2 separate regions of the Mus musculus genome follow, and region 1 is linked to region 2. The links are chromatin loops, found by intact Hi-C in ENCODE. Cell type or tissue: left cerebral cortex. All regions are shown on one strand.

The links. A loop is a pair of places that touch in the nucleus more often than their neighbours do. Peaks named below come from ENCODE experiments on the same cell type or tissue, not always from the same donor. Only the 100,000 strongest peaks of a DNase experiment are listed, where the experiment ranks them.
Region 1: a loop joins it to region 2, with 6 times the contacts of the local background. A loop is called at or near these places in 6 of 42 quality-filtered maps.

Annotation. Positions count from the first base shown.
Region 1 is chr3:17,782,820-17,790,819 of GRCm38, reverse strand. Gm30340 (a long non-coding RNA gene) reads left to right here and starts at 4,840. Exons shown (of 7, transcript XR_880680.2): 1 at 4,840-4,898; 2 at 5,410-5,609. Mir124-2hg (Mir124-2 host gene (non-protein coding)) reads right to left here and starts at 899. Exons shown (of 3, transcript NR_033490.1): 1 at 640-899. In left cerebral cortex, no CTCF peak of the experiment used is centred here; DNase peaks (open chromatin) are centred at 4,543, 5,058, 5,527, 6,556 and 8 more places; H3K4me3 peaks cover 6,195 bases; H3K27ac peaks cover 7,754 bases.
Region 2 is chr3:17,326,769-17,334,768 of GRCm38, reverse strand. It overlaps Gm30340 (a long non-coding RNA gene), which reads left to right. Exons shown (of 7, transcript XR_880680.2): 5 at 300-444; 6 at 1,429-1,514; 7 at 4,065-8,000. Among named protein-coding and RNA genes, the nearest start is that of Gm24963, 79 kb to the right of the region's middle. In left cerebral cortex, no CTCF peak of the experiment used is centred here; DNase peaks (open chromatin) are centred at 3,826 and 4,103; H3K27ac peaks cover 1,663 bases.

The DNA.
Region 1 (8,000 bases), 460 kb before region 2:
CACACACACACACACACACACACAGAGGCATCCTCACTTAGCCCTGATGTCTAGAAGATCCCAGCTTTAAGGTTTAAGTTAAAAACAAAACAAAACAAAACAAAAACGCAGGAAAGGCTCGGTTCCAGAAGCAGCGCTCAGGGCCGTGTTAATCCTCCCAAGACAACGGGTGTTAGCGGTGGGCAGCAGAGGGCTCTAAACTAGGTGTGTTGTTGTGGGGATGGAGGCCCATCATCTCCCAGTCTAAGATCTCTCCTTTTGACTCCATCCTGTCCCCAGAGCTCGTCCGGTAGCTCCGTAGTCCTACCCTTTGAGCGACAGGAACCAATCTTTCAGCGAGGATGTTAAGCTGGCAGCAACTCTTAAGGATGCTCAAAGCGCGGGAAACCCTGATCTGTGCGCCTCCCCTGCCCCCAGCCCACTGCTACAATCCACAGCATAATAACAGGACTCTATTACTAGCCTAGGTAAAATGCTGCAGCTTAGGTACAGAAAAACAAAACAAAACAAAAACAATGCAGGAAGCCCCTACAAATAAAAACATACAGACACAGGCAGCAACTCTGCTCACAATAGGAACACTCAGTTCACCGCGCGAAGCAGAGCTTAAAAACCCAGGAAAAGACAGACAGTACTTACAGCAGGTGAGTCCTTGAATAATCCATGGTCAGGTCCTTCGGTTTGTTAGTCTGTGCTTTAAAAAAAAAAAAGTATATACATCTCTGTGTATTTGATTTTTACATAGCTTCCATCGTTGTGAAGGAAAGAAAAAAATCTTGAAGACTTGAGAGCATGGGGGAGGGGGCGGAGATTTTCATTGTCTACGCTCTGCACACGCAGCCCAAGATATTGCTCTGTGGAGCTCCTTCCACTTTCTGCTTGAAATTCAGAAGCTTTCTACTCAGCAAAGAAGGAGTTTGGCACACACCCCCTGCCCCTGTATTTCTCCTCTCCTCTCCTCTCCTCTCCTCTCCTCTCCTCTCCTCTCCTCTCCTCTCCTCTCCTCTCCTCTCCTCTCCTCTCCTCTCCTCTCCTCTCCTCTCTCTGTCACTCACCCTCTTGCTCTTCTAAAGCTAGTGTTCTCTCTCTCTCTCTCTCTCTCTCTCTCTCTCTCTCTCTCTCACTTTTTTTTCAAAAGAGGGCAGGTCGCTTCCTGCATCCCAATGAGTTAAATCAGGCACTTCTTCTCATGCATCAGCAGCCTCTTTAACAATCCGAGAGCTGCAGGCACAAAAGAGCATTTAGCTGCCTCCAATTTGTGTAGAAGGCCTGCCCTTAATTTGTTTGAGGAGTATAATTAAATCATGAATTTCACGAAATATAAAAATACAAAATTCCTAACCTCAGCTAGTGAACCGCTAATGGTAACCTTTAAAAACAAATCTCTCCTCATGTCCCTGTTCTTAGCCAGACCGAGAACATCTCAGATACGCAAGAAGACAAGAGTTCGGACTCAAACCTAGCATGCCTTCTCCATTTACACGTCAAGGTCACACTGATAACATCCCTCAGTGCTCTAAATGAGAGCCTTTCTATTTCTTTCCTTTTAAAAAACAATAATATTCTGAATTTTTAAAATTGCCTCAGGAAGAAATTAAGTCATTTGGGAAAATCTGCTGGACTAAATAAAAACGTAAGTATGTTCTTAATATGAAATAGGATCAGAATTTGCTATACAGACACTAGGTTGAGGAGTTCTACAAATAGGCCTTGCTCGGGAGAATGTTTTCAACTTTTCCAGGCAGGACTCTGTGGTCAGTGAAGTCTGAGTTCCATGGGTTTTGATCATGTTTCTTCCAGCCACAGAGTGGGCCTTATGGGACATCAGAGCCAGAGCCTATCAAGCTTGCTGAGTCCCAGAGGGCTTCTGATAAGGAAAATGCTGCTTGTTGTTGGGAGCAGGGGTTTGGCTCCCACTCCTTTAAGTAGGTTGGGGCGCAAAAAGCAACTCTGCATTCCTGCAGTTTCTCTTTCAGAAAGAATCCAGACCAAGCCATTGCTCTACCTCAATGAAGGTGGTGGGGTGGCAAGGCCACCTTCCTCTCTCACTCACCTGCCACCCCCCCCTCCCCCAAGGCCACTGCTAGGAAGATACTTAGGAGTGTTTTTCTCCTTCCTAGTGCTCCCATCTTCTGGGAAATTGTAGAATCCCTTACCACAAAAAACTTTGAATTGTCAGTAATTTGCTGCTAAGTCTACTGTCAGCTCCTACCCCCATTTCTCATTCTAACTCTAGTCAAGAACCCCCCACACTGGAACACTGGAGAGGTGCAACTTCAGTACTACCCAATGGGAACAAAACATGTCACCACTTCCTGACTGTAAATGTTCACTCTGATACTCTAAGTCACCCTGGGCGTTTGAATTAGGCCATGTTTCACCCTGAGCACAGAGCTAAGTGAACTGGGCTATAACTGAGCTGTACCTCTGTCTGCTTGAAATATCCAACAAGCGTTCCTACGAAGATACTTGGAAACGTAAAACAAAATATGAAATAAAACATTCTAAAGAAAAGATACGTTCTTGTGTGTTTGTAAAACATGTTTGTAAAGTGCTGAGTGGGGGCTGGAATTACTTGACAAAATATCATTTCTGTGCCTGGAGTCCAGACAGAAAGCAGGTCTAAAGGTCGGTGTTTTTTATCGGGGCAGAGGACTTTGACTTGGGGAGGCACTAGGTACATCATTTTCCTTCCCTGTATCTTTTCACTGATCATGTTCATTCTATCCGTTTTCAGTTTATTGACCTGGGATGTGTGATTGCTAAAGATCCTCAAGGACTTGCCTGGCCCGTGGAGGGGCCAGGTCAGAGTGTTCAGTGCATCCCGCCCACTACGGGGAAGTTGCAGTGCTTAGCTTTGGTTAGCTAGCAGAGATGGCTCAGTGGGGTGGCGACTTCAGACCACCCAGTACAGGTACTTGACCCAGCCTCTTCTTCTCCAGTTCTGGCAATACTAGCTTTGCCCCGGAGCTCTAGGAAGGCCTTAGGACTGTATGAAAGCTGACCTCACGTTTCCTAGGTATGGGCCTCTCCTGCATACTTCGCTATCCTAAGAAACACCTGCCAAGGAAAACTCAAGAATCTGAGGCTACTGCCGGAACATTTGCTCCCGGATTTCACTCCCCGTCTACCCAAGAAAGATGGACAGACAGATACAGCCATGGCCTCCAGGCAGCTCAGGGGATGGAAAACACAGAGTTGGATCCTGCAAAGTCCTTCCAAAGGAGCCTTTATATTTAGACACCTTTAACTCTTGATCCGGATCTCCTACCTACTTCGGTTGAGCAACCAAAGCCAGTGATTGCTTTCTAACCCGGGATAAGAGGGTTTCTCTGCAATGCGAACCTCTTACTGCCCTGCACACCTCATAGCTAGAGCTAGCTTATGAAAACGAAACCCAACTCATTGCCAGAAGTTGTTGCTAATTAGTGGATAATAAACTTCTGTAGCCAGGGCACAAAAGTCTTTTTAAAGTGCAAAGGTGTTCTTTGTATCGCATCAGAAAAGAGATTAGCATATCAATTGGACTGAAGGGACGGGACAATGAGCCCTACTCCCTCTGCGCTGGCCTGAGTTCGTAGCCTTCCTTTCCCTCTGTTTTCTTTCCTTCACCCTTCCTCCTCCTCCTCCTCCTCCTCCTCCTCCTCTTCCTTCTCCTCCTCCTCGCTCCCACTTTCTTTTGCTGCTCCCAGCTAGATCGAGGCACTCTTGGGGTACATTAAGCGGCTGGCAGCGACCCAGACTTTAGTGTCAGGCCTCGGGGCCGCACAGCTACTCGGCTTTAGCAATGCTCAGGGAAAATGTGTAAACGCGAGGGTGCGCGGAGTAAGAGCGGTCACAGGCATCGTGCGCACCTACCAGGCCTGGGGGGGATGGGGTGGGGACCGTCTCTCACGGTTCTATAGGACACCCCTCCTGGCAGTCATTGGCCTGGCCTCCGCCCAGAGCGCTAGGCCTACCCAGGGCGCTGAAAGCTCCCAGACGACCGTCCACAGTGTGGGCCACCGGCCGCTGCTAACTGCCCAAACCCCTGAGGCCTCCGCGCCCAGCCTCACCAGCTGTCCCGCCACGTTTGCACGTGCAGGGAGGCGGGGAGCGTTTGGGAGAAGCCGAAGACCCCACGCGGGAGGCGCCCACGTTCTCGTAGACCCTGGGTCCGAGCCCAGGTGCTTGCCCGTGGCCCGGCCGGGGCCGCGGACACCAGGCGTCCGGAGAGGCGGTGGCCGCAGCAGGCCTGGTTCGGTCTCCGCAATACCTCACTTAGCCCAGATGCCCACAGCCGGTCCCCTGTCCCACGACAGAAAGTCAACAGCTGCGAAAGAGCACGGCAGAAGGAAGTCTCAGGAGGAGCCGTCCCGGCCTCGGGGCGTCGGCCCTCAGTCCCCGACTCCCCCAGGACCCTGAGTCTGACGCTGCCCCGCAGCGCGCCCAGCCAGGGCTTGTGGGGCCCGAGGGACTAGGGGAGCGGAGGAGTTGACAACAGGGCTGGGCACCGAGCCGCCCAGGCAGAGCCAAAGAAACCTGGCAGCCACTCGCCGGTGCCTTCCGCTGCTGTAGGCGACCCGCCACTTCGTGGTGGCCGACCAGGGCCCGAAGCCTGGCCTGGGCCTCGGCCGCAGAGCTCCCGCCGGGCAACCGCGCCAAGGAAACGCTTTTTTCTCCCTTCCCCTCCCCCTTCTCCCCAGAGGCAGCTTCCGTTCTCTAAAAGCATTAAGAAGAAGAAGGGGGAGGAATCTCTGGGGCTCCTAACCCCCACCGCCGACCCACATCGGTCTAGGCTCCGTTAGATGCTGGTGTTCTGCAAACAATCGCCAAACTCACACAAGTTTCCCCCCACCCCCGAAAACCATCCACTTTAACTGAGGTGAGGGAAAATGCGGAGAGAAAAAAAAGTGAAGGTTGGTGTTTCCCTAAATGCAAAACATCAGAGAGGGTTTGAAAAGAGCTTTGCGTTCCTTGCGAAACCTCCATTGTTACTTGGCAAACAATGGGAGCCTGGGCGACTGCAGGGCTGTGAGAATGAATAGGCGATCCACGGGATGTGTGCGGGTCAGTGCTTGCGGTCCTGGGCCTAAAGCCCCTTTCTCAGCTTGCCACAATAAACCCGAGCAAGGTTCAGTCTTTACTGGGTCACCGGCCATCCTCTATTATTCAACACTTCACAACAAAAAACACTTATTAATCAGCGCTGACCAGAGGCCCCCTTTGAAACAAGAGAGGAGACAGAGAGGGAGAGTGGGAGAGGTGAAGAGAAGATTGAGAGCCCTGGGACAGATCTTTCTCAAACCAGAGCAACCATAGGGTTCTTTCCTCCGGTGGCCAAAGTTTATTTGACACAACAAAGTTTTTAATCAGGCCAGAGAGACTTGCATTTCTCATTTGCCTATTTCCTTGTCTTTTCTTCCGAAGACTTTGCAAGGAAGGATGGCTTTAGGTCAAATTGCTAAGGTCTGATCTTAAAGATCTAATTGCTATCGGAAAAGAAGGCTGTTTCCCAGCTGGGCCTCCACTCGAGATGGTGCACGGAAGACTGTCCACTCTGCTGAGGGCACCCTGCTGATGGATGAGGTGTCAGGCCAGTTCGTCATGTGAGCACTGGCTTCCAAATGGTATGAGCAATCGTCAAATGTGCTTATTGCTGATACTGAACGCAGTCTGTAGATTTTATACTTCATGATGTTTCATGATCCATATAGAAGACTGAACTTGCTTGGTACAGTAAAGAGAACTGTTCTTGAAGTGAAAGAAAGCGATAAATAGTTTTAGGGATAGAAATGGTTCTAAATGGTCAATACTACCAGAGCTTTCTTTACTCAGAGTTTTTTTTTTTTAAATAGATCTTATTTTATGCTTGTAACTTGGTTGTTTGTCTGTCACTTATTCTGCTACATCAGCTTTATGTATTAATATAATCGACTCAGAACTCACCTAGACAGTTTTTTGATGGCAAAATTTCCCCACTTTCTGACTGGAAATTGTAAGCCAGTAATTCTTTTTTTTCTCCTTCATTCCTTCTTTCCCTTTCTTATTAACTGTTTCACATTTCTCAGGTTGTAATTTAGTCAAATGAGCAAAGCTCTTTTGTAAAGGCTGGTGTTTACAAGTGAATAGAGGCGAGAGATATTGAATCTTGGTTGTTAACCGACATTAACCAATTATTTACTAAAGAAATAGAGATGAATATGAAAGTATTCTTTTAAGTTTAAATTTTCATTCATGTGTACTTTTGGAATATTGAACACCCATTTCACTTGTTATGATTCAAGAAAGGTTTTAAATCCAGAAAATATTTGTATGAGGGATTGTAAACTGACCAAATTAAGCTGTAGAATGAGATGTCTTAGTAATGAAAGCAAGCATGCAAAATTACTTGGTAGTAAAGCAAATTGGAATTTGCCAGATTTTATATATAGAAATGTTAAAATAGTTTGTGTGGTTTGGTCTCAAGAAGTGCATTTTACTTAGATGCCTACAAGTCAAGATTGCATCTCTTATGTACGAAATATTGTGTGATTCAGATTTTGCAGAGCTCGACAGTTCTTGCAATGGAGTAATCAACTGTTATCTGAATTATTTAAAGGCTGGTATTAAATAAAGGCCTTGGAGTTGAATGCTGACAAGCTCTCACATGTAGTAGGCAGGAGGAAGTTCAGTGGTCTTTCCTCTCGGTAGGTAGATATACTTTCAAGATTATTTTTTCCAAATGTGGAGAATGGTTTGTAAAATTTATGCACAGATAAGAACAATGAATAATTCTTTTAGAAATTTTTCTCAAAATGAGCAAATAGGATTATTCAGAGAAGCAGTAGGCAACTGTTCAATACACAGTAATGTGCCACCTGAAATATAATCAAGACTGTTTCACACACACACACACACACACACACACACACACACACACACACTCACACACACACACACACACACAGAGGAAATCTAGTCTGATTCAGAAAAATAATATTTTGGATGTAGAATACAATCATTATAAACACTAGTATGTAGGACATGGCTTTTTTGGTTATATTTTTAACTTTTGGCAATTGGTTTGACATCCTAATTTTCGCAGAGCAATGTGTTTTGCATTTGTGTAGATATTTCTATTTGTAGACAGGAGGTACTAAATGCAGCTGATCTTTCACATATTTTCTTGTGAGTTTCATTGAATAAGCAAATAAAGAAAGTTTTAATCTGAGCATATAAAGCATTGCATGTGTATGTGTATCATTACATAGTATACCATTTTAACACATACTTACAGATTTTAATACCTTCCCATTCTTTCCTTCATTCTTCCTCTTTCATCTTCATAAAAAAAACAGAGAAATTAAGTAAATGGTATTGTAATGACAGTCTGTTAAATATACCAGTGAATTTGTATGGAAATTAGATTATCTTCTACATTTGTCAAAGTACAAAGATATAATACATATATAGATTCAGCAAATGTTTAAAACAGAAAAAATGTTATTTGTTAATATTCACCACGAAGGCAATATTTATTAAATTTGGTGTATCTTTATGATATCATTAATATTATTTCCAGGAACATTAATTCTGGGCTAGTACATACACATAGTTTAGTCTTTAAAATAAAATATATCTGGTTGAACTCTAAAAGAGATGTGAGAAAGCAAGGTAAAAATTACTTTGTGAGTATCTAAGTCATCTACTTACCATGAAATATATATCTGTCTTTTAAAAAGCCATATGGATTGTTTTCTTTTTGTACCAATGATATTTAAATGTATTTCAACTACAAAGGTAAACAAATGTCTTCATAGAGTTGAATATTTTTAAACCTGTAAAAAAATGGCAAGATGGCATGAGATGGCCTTTTAAAAAGTCATATTCAGTCTGGTCAGTTTATTTGGAATTATATTTCAGGTTTTCTTTGATTTTCCTTCAAGGCAGTTGTATATAATCCATTTTTTTCTTATTTTCATCTTGAACCTACTTTGTCACATTCAATTTAAATTTATATCAACATGATCTGACAAACT
Region 2 (8,000 bases):
TTCTTCAAACCACATTTTACAACCTTTTAATTTTTGGTAGTTTCCAAATATTTAGTAAACAAATACTTTAAGAATATTATGCAAGTTGGAGATAACAGCAGTGATATAGCAATAAAATTTGATATGGTTAGATATATTTCTGATATTTTTCTTAGAAGAAACCTGTTTTCTACCAATTTACATTTATATATATATATATATATATATATATATATATATATATATATATATATATATATATATATAAATATAAACACTCAGTTCTAACTGGGATGCCTCCATCAAATTCCTCCCTTCAGAGCTTAGGGAAACCCACTGGAGAGGATGCAGAACCTAAGAGCCAGAGGGGATGGAAGACACCAGGAGAACAAGGCCTTCTACATCAACTTGAGCACAGTTCATATGAACCCAGAGACTGAAAGAGCAAGCACAGGGCCTGCGAAGGTCAGCACCTTGTCCTCTGTGTCTATAGCTGGGCTTCTTTTTATGTGATTCATGAATGTGTGAACAAATAGGTTCTTTTGATTCTTATGTGTTCCCTTGGCCTCTTTTCATATTGTTGGTTTGTCTTGTACAACTTCATTGAAATAACTTTTTGTTTGTTTATTGTTTGATCTTATTGTATATTATTTTCTATGTTTAAATGAATGAATTATGAATGAATGAATGAGTGAATGAGTGAATGAAACCCTAGACACCATGGTATTGAGTGTCGATGGGTATATCAGCCACTTCAGTTCAGGTCTTATATTGTAATTGACCAGCATATAATCGGACTCCATAGATTTTGTTGTTGTTTATTTATGTGTGTGTGTTTGCATGTGTGTGTGTGCATGTATGTGTGTGCTTTTATTTTATTAAAGCCTTTTTCTTTCTTTCTGGGTGCTATGTTAATTGTTTTCTTGCTTTTATGATATTTTGTTGATGCACTGGGTTTTTGGTTATTTTTTGAAAAAAAATCAAGCTGGGTTGGTAGTGACAAAGAGAATCTAGAATGACTTGGTTAGGAGAATATGATCAAAATATATTTAAATTGAATGTTTTAAATAATGAATAGTATAATAAAAATGATAGAGCCACAGAGATGTTTTCAAATCTGTTTTCCAAAATCTCTTTTGTTCCGGTTAAATTTACATTCTAGTGAAATAAATGTAAAAAAAGAAAATAGACAGTTGCCATGCATGCTTTTATATATATATGGAATTCAAAATAATAGTGCTTAGAACATGTTTATATATTACTGAAAAACTTCTTTGCAAATTATATGTAGAAAACAGAGGAGATATTGTTGCAGAATGATGAAATATTGGTGCAAAAAAAGTAAATTAATCAGGTGTGAAATTCAGTTGTGCATACTTACTCAGCAAGTTAAAAATACTAATTTTGTTCTTTAATAGTAAGGAGAGATTGTTATTTCTTTGCCTAAAGGTCCACTATGATTGAGAAAATATTAACCAGACTGTATGGCCTGAACGTGGCTTTGATGTCCTCATTCTTCCTTTCTGAAGAGAAAGGTAGGAATCACATCCATGACTTCCTTCCTTTCAGACAGGGAAGGGTATTCAGTGCCAGTCCTGCCTTTCAGTCTCCCCCTTGCTCTGTCCTGTGGGAGCACCTCTCCATGTGAGCACCTCTGCATGTGAGCATCTCTGCACATCATCTGTAGTAGTTTACTTTGTTTTGCAGAAATTACGTTCAGGCACATTAAGCTTTAAATGTGTGTGTGTATATGTGTGTGTGTGTGTGTGTGTATGAGATTTGACATGTGCATTTTCATCAGTTACCATTTTGTACTAAATCATTTGCAATTAGAAAACAAATATTATTTAATTGTGGATATGCAAATATCCTCTTTAAAAAATAAAGATAAAACATAAAAATAAGGACAGGGAGTTTCATGCACAACTTGCCTTGAAATGCTCTTCTTCTTGCCTAAGTGGTAGGACAGTAGCATCAAAAAAAAAAAGGATTCCTGTTCTATGAAGAACAGTAACAAAACTGCACTGTTAAAAATAGAATAAATTTAGAAAATGCTAAACAAATACATTATTAAGTTCAGGTATACTCTTAGCACCTTACTAGAAATGCTTTCTCATTGCTTCTACTTATATAAAATATTATCAATAAACAGGATATATTAAATCCTCTCTTTGTAACCGTTTACAGGTTACTTACACGCACTGCTTTGCACAACTTTGCCAAGCACATTATAAATCATTGTCAGAACTGTGCTAAACAGTCATTTTGACTCACTCTACATGCAATTATTTTTAATCAAATATTTCATCAATTATAAGATGCATTAATCTTTGCATGTGGATAAAAATAACTCATCTATTTCTAAAAATAGTGCTTCCACTAAGCACTTTGCATGCCAATCTGTTTTACAAGATTTTTCAGGTTTTCTTTTTATCTGTCAAGTAAAGGTTTTTTTTTCATTCGAGCCATAGATAATTTTAATATCAGTTCTTACACTATGTAATCAAATGCATTTCTACGTTTTCAGTGCATTTAAGGAAGGTACCAGTAGCTGTACACTTATTTCTCAATAACATTTTGAAGACACAGGGTAAATACTTTAGGAGAAGAGGCATTCTTGTGAAATATGGTGCATACTATATATCATTCTCTAGTAACTCGAATTTCTTTACTCGTAATATAGATATACCAAACTCTTCACTTAAAATGATAAGACCCAATGCTTACTAATGCATGCTTACTAATACTATTTTTATATAAAGCACTATTTTTGTAGAGTAGCTCTTAACACACTAATTTTGTGCTGTGTTTTAAAAACAGCACGCATTTATTGCTCACAGTTTGCACTAAATATATGCCCAGAATAAAATACAATCTTGATGCATATAGAAAGGCTTTATTACTCATATCTTTTGTTCGTATTTATTCCTAATTTTAATATTTTATACTTCTTTATAAACTATATACACATACGACATCATTGTGAAACATTAAAATACATTTATTACTTTCAGTTACTCATCTGTAACAACAAACCACAGTGCATAGCCAAAATTTATAAATGACCATTTTTACATTATGACAGAAATATGGATATAATTTTATTCTTAAAATTTCGAAAAGCAAATTATTCTACTAAAATATATCAGCATAAAATTGCTATTTATTTTTAATTGTGAAAGAGTTGTTTTCTACAGTATTTAAAATGTATTAACATTGAATATTTTTATTTTTAATAAAAAAGGCTTTATTTTGAAAACTTTCCTTTATATTCCCGTTTCTCTAATACAAAATGATTTAATTTTCATGGCACAATTATTAATCACCTTTGTTCTATATTCCCCATTATTTTAAATCACAGTCCTAATACTTGCCTTCCTATAAATACCATATTCTGAAGATCAAAATCAGAAATACCTATCTGCATATGATATATGATGCTCAAGAAAAAGAATTCTTTGTTATTTTCCTCACTATTATCTGAAAATCTAGACACAGTTGTTTCTACAAATGTGATATTAGTCTGCATGCGTTTTCATGTCATCATAGACAATCTCACTTACAGAAAGGCCATTTCAATGTAAGTATATCTTCCTACACAAAGAATCCTGTTACAATCTAAGAATGTGGGTTTTCATTTCCACTCAATGCATTTTCACTCAGCATTTTCCAATTCTATAATGCAAACATATACAGAGAGGTTAAATACAATGTTGGCTCTGCAGTAGCTGTACAGAAGAGAAGCACACATTTTGCCCAGACTTCCCTGAATTTAAACCTCAGCCAATAGACATGTTTCAATGTGTACCTGAACAGAGCCAGTGCCAACCAAAAGAGAGTAAATGGGCAGAAAGCTTTCTTTATAAAATGTCACAAGTGATATAAGACAGTGATCTCAGAGGAATAGGGTGGATCCTCGAAAGCATTTAGTTCAACATTTATTTCATCTATTTAATTTCGTGACTGAACCAGATCAAATCACAGGTAGCCAAATTGTAGATTCAGCTAGCTTCTCTTATTCTCTGGCACTTTTTGTTTCTACATTCCTGATACATTCTTTCATTTCCCAACTCTTCTCTTCCCAGGCATTTGTACCACAGGAACCTGACAGCAATTGTTCTGATTCATGGCTTAGGAGGAGCAGCTGATTAATCCCTTGTCAGCAGTCTTGACCCGGTGTGGAAAATAGAATCTTCGAAGGCCTACTCACCAATATATCAGGAGCAAGGCAGCATGGCTTACATCGCTCTTAAATTCAAGGAAAGTTTAAGACAATGCCAAGCAGCAATCCTGGTCTCAGAAATGCTTTATAGGAACATTTGGACACAGAACAGGAACATACCAGGGAGAAGAGTTGAACAATTGTGGCTTTCTTCCCTGGAATAAAAATCTTATATTTTCGGTCCTCCACAAAATACTTTTTAAAAAAAAATCACTATTTTCTTTATCATAACTATTGTGGTCTGTGTTTTGATATGATATAACATGTTTTGGGAATTTTAAATCATTCCATTTCCTTCCCTCTTCAATGAGTATAGACACTATGAACATAGAACTCTAATTTGTACATTGTATAAAATAATTGCAAATAACTTCTATTTCTAGAATCATCTTTATGTGACACATTCAGCTGTGAAGAATATGCATACTATATAGTTTAAAACAGGAATGTTTCTACTGAAAACCATTTTAGTTCTTGAAATGACAAAAGCCTTAAACTGAACACATTGCTACTTTTAATCAAGAAAAAAATAACTTAGTAATATAAAATGTGGTCTCGGAACATATGATTAAAGTACAGAGATGAAGTGGGATAATGTCCCCCCCTTTTTTTTCCAAAGAGGACCATGTACATGAATCCAATATTTATGAATTTTATTTACAACCACAAAGCAGACTGAAAATCTGTCAAATGATGTGAAATCCTAAAAGATGCAGGGTGTTAAGAGATGGTGGCCACCAAAGACAAATCAAGTCTCAAAATTAAAACTATGCACAACTAATAAGCATACACATGAAAGATGAGAGAGAGAGAGAGAGAGAGAGAGAGAGAGAGAGCATAAGAGACCCATCTATGATAACCAGAGGAAGCTGAAATGTGTTGAAGCCTTTCCCTTGTAAACTGCATAATAGCACTTTCAATGTTCCCTTTCTGTCATCCCCTGTAACCATCAAGTTCGGGTTCTGCTGCTGCAGTCAGGTGCACGGGCACGGAGCTCTTACGGTTGGCTGCATAGAATTCTGAGGAAAGCCACATCTGTACCATTTTTTTTCTCTTGGACAGTAATAAATAACAATTTGTGTTCATTTAGATTTTTTTCCCTGAGTATATTTACAGCAAGTTATTCAGTTTTTTTTTTTTTTCTTATCCTCTTAAAGCATAGGTTTAATTTTGAGTGCATCTTTCATTGTGAGAGTGTAAACCTTTGATCGAGTGGCATTTGCATTTCATTATAGGGAAGTGCTTTACATTGTCTTCATATGCACCACCCAATTCCATGTATCATCTTGGTTTGTGCTAGTCACTGTTTAAAACACTGGCTATTAAGTGTGGCTTTGTGGACAGAATCTGTATGTTCTGTGCAGTACAAAACAGAAAAGAACAAGGAAAAATTCAAAATGAATAGGTCATTTGAAAGAAATATAGTAAGTTTTCATGTGATTGTTTTCAATATAGTATTCTCGGCAAAAGAATGCAAGTCATCATCTAAAACGTAACATGTTCAGATTGGCCGTATCTCATCATTTATTTCTTTTGTAAAAGAGCAAATGGGATGTATTTTTAGGTGTTTCTTTGTGCAAGTTCCTAGCAAATCCTGTTGGGATAGCATTAGAAATAATAATGAAATGAGCTGTAGGTAATGGTATAACTCTTGGAAAGTTTTTAAATGTGAGGCTGTGAAAATGTGTCCTTTGAAGGATCAGCAAGCCTGTGGCATTGTCTGTGAAAATGGAAAGAATTGATAAGGCTTCTGTGCTTTTGATCTTTATCAGGTTTGCAATGATTCCTATTTTATAAGGTGACATATTTTTAGCCTTGTTGCAGGGAGAAATGTTCTGTTTTTCCTCAGAAAGCTGGCAGAAAACCATTTTCCGACCTTGTCTGCTTCATTTATCTACATGTAGATATTAAACCTGTCTCATCTCAAAGGCCCACAAACACCTTGTCAATAAAGTAGTAAATTAAACACTGGCATAAAAACATTACCCTGTAAAATTTCTCATTTGCAGCCGACTATATTTGCCACTTTCAGGCATAGCATTTTAACATTTAGTAAATTTTAAATAACATAAGATTTATTTTATTGAGAAACAATTCAACATTGAATAATGTCATTTATTTTATTTTTTAAAGAATTATTTCAATACAGTATGTATTTCCTATGGGTGGGGGAGGACATCAGGTGCATTTGCTAGGTTTTACATGGCATCTTCTAGGAGGGGTAAGTTTACATTTTATACAGTTGTATTCCCTTTCATCACCAATCAAAGCTTAGCGAAATATCAGTCACAAATTTCACAACCGGAGAATTTGTTTTGCCATGTTAGACATAAAATATTGGAGACCCTTTCTGTGTTCTTCCAGCTTTTCTTCATATCCTTGGTAAGGCAGCATGTAGTAGCTCTGAAACAGGAGATGTTTCTTTGGTATTACTACTTGGAAGAGCTGTTTGCAAGCTTATTTGCTTCCATGTTATGTTCATAAGCAGGAAAATATAATTTATTTCTGCATATCTGCTATCCCGGACAAATCAAGGTGACAATCCGTGGTTAGCTCTGTCAGGCCCTTTGTCCTAGCGCTGCTGTGAATGGAAGTACAATGGGAGCAAAGTGAATATATAACAGTCCAGCTGCCTTGTTGTGACAGCCCTGTCCCTCCATAGCAGTGTGTCAGTTCATGTTTGTGTACCAGTAGCCAGTTCATATGATGACAATGCAAATTGTCTGAGAAGTCTCCTAGCAGATAACAAATTAAGCTGGGGCTTGAGGTGTAGGGAGGAGAGGAAAGGGGAGCTTGGGCACATGTCTTTGGAAAATAATGACCCGTAAAAGGTTATATTTTGGTACAGTGATTATATTTCATCGCAGGACCGTTATCCCAATTTTGGCAAGTGTCTCAAAGACGCAGGTAGGCGCTTACACTTAAATCGATCATACCATTTCTGTGTGCAAGGTTCGGCATTAATGTTGCTTCCTGAGCTGTTTATATTTCATTTACGCATGCAATTAATCATCTTTACTGTGTTGATGCTACTGGCGTCAGCAGTGCAACTTAATTAAATTTGAAATTATAGTACAGTAAATATAGGCTTCCAACTAGCCAGGCCAAATTAAATGCTGTGGTCTATTTCTTACCCATGGTGTTTTCCAATTTAAGTGTTCATTTGAAAGGTTACTTTTCAGATTAAATTCGTTTTCCTTTTCTGTTTTTTTTTTATTATTATTATTTAACTGTTGCTAACCTAGAATAGTTCTCTTTCAACATGTACTTTGTTCCTCTTTATCATATCTAGCCACAGCTTTATGAATATAATGTAATCCATGGGTATTGCATTACCTATAATCTTTTTCTCGTCAGATGTTACAGTTTCTGTAAGAAATGTTTTTTCCTCCTGATAAATTTTCTACTTCTCTATGATATGCCACCTGGGCTGCTTTTAAAAGGCCTCACCTCCATTTTGTTTCAGGCTGGTAATCAAGCAATTAGCCCACAAAATGGAGGGCCTCAGTCTTCTCTGTATACCATCTCTTAGATTGTTGGTTTTACCTCTGTGAAACCATAGAGAGAACACTTTACTGCTGATCCCGTGAAACGGGCTTCTGAAGAATGACACTTGGTTAGGAGAGACCAACCATAGCAACTTAAGACTTTTACGTGGTACCAGTAGCGAACCATCCTATAAGCAAGACATGCACAGTCCTGGTCTTACTGATGAGAGTAAAGTTTAAGCTGCTTATTCAAACAATCCAAAGATAAAGCTTAAAAGTATAAAACACAGCTGACATAATTTCTTTAAATG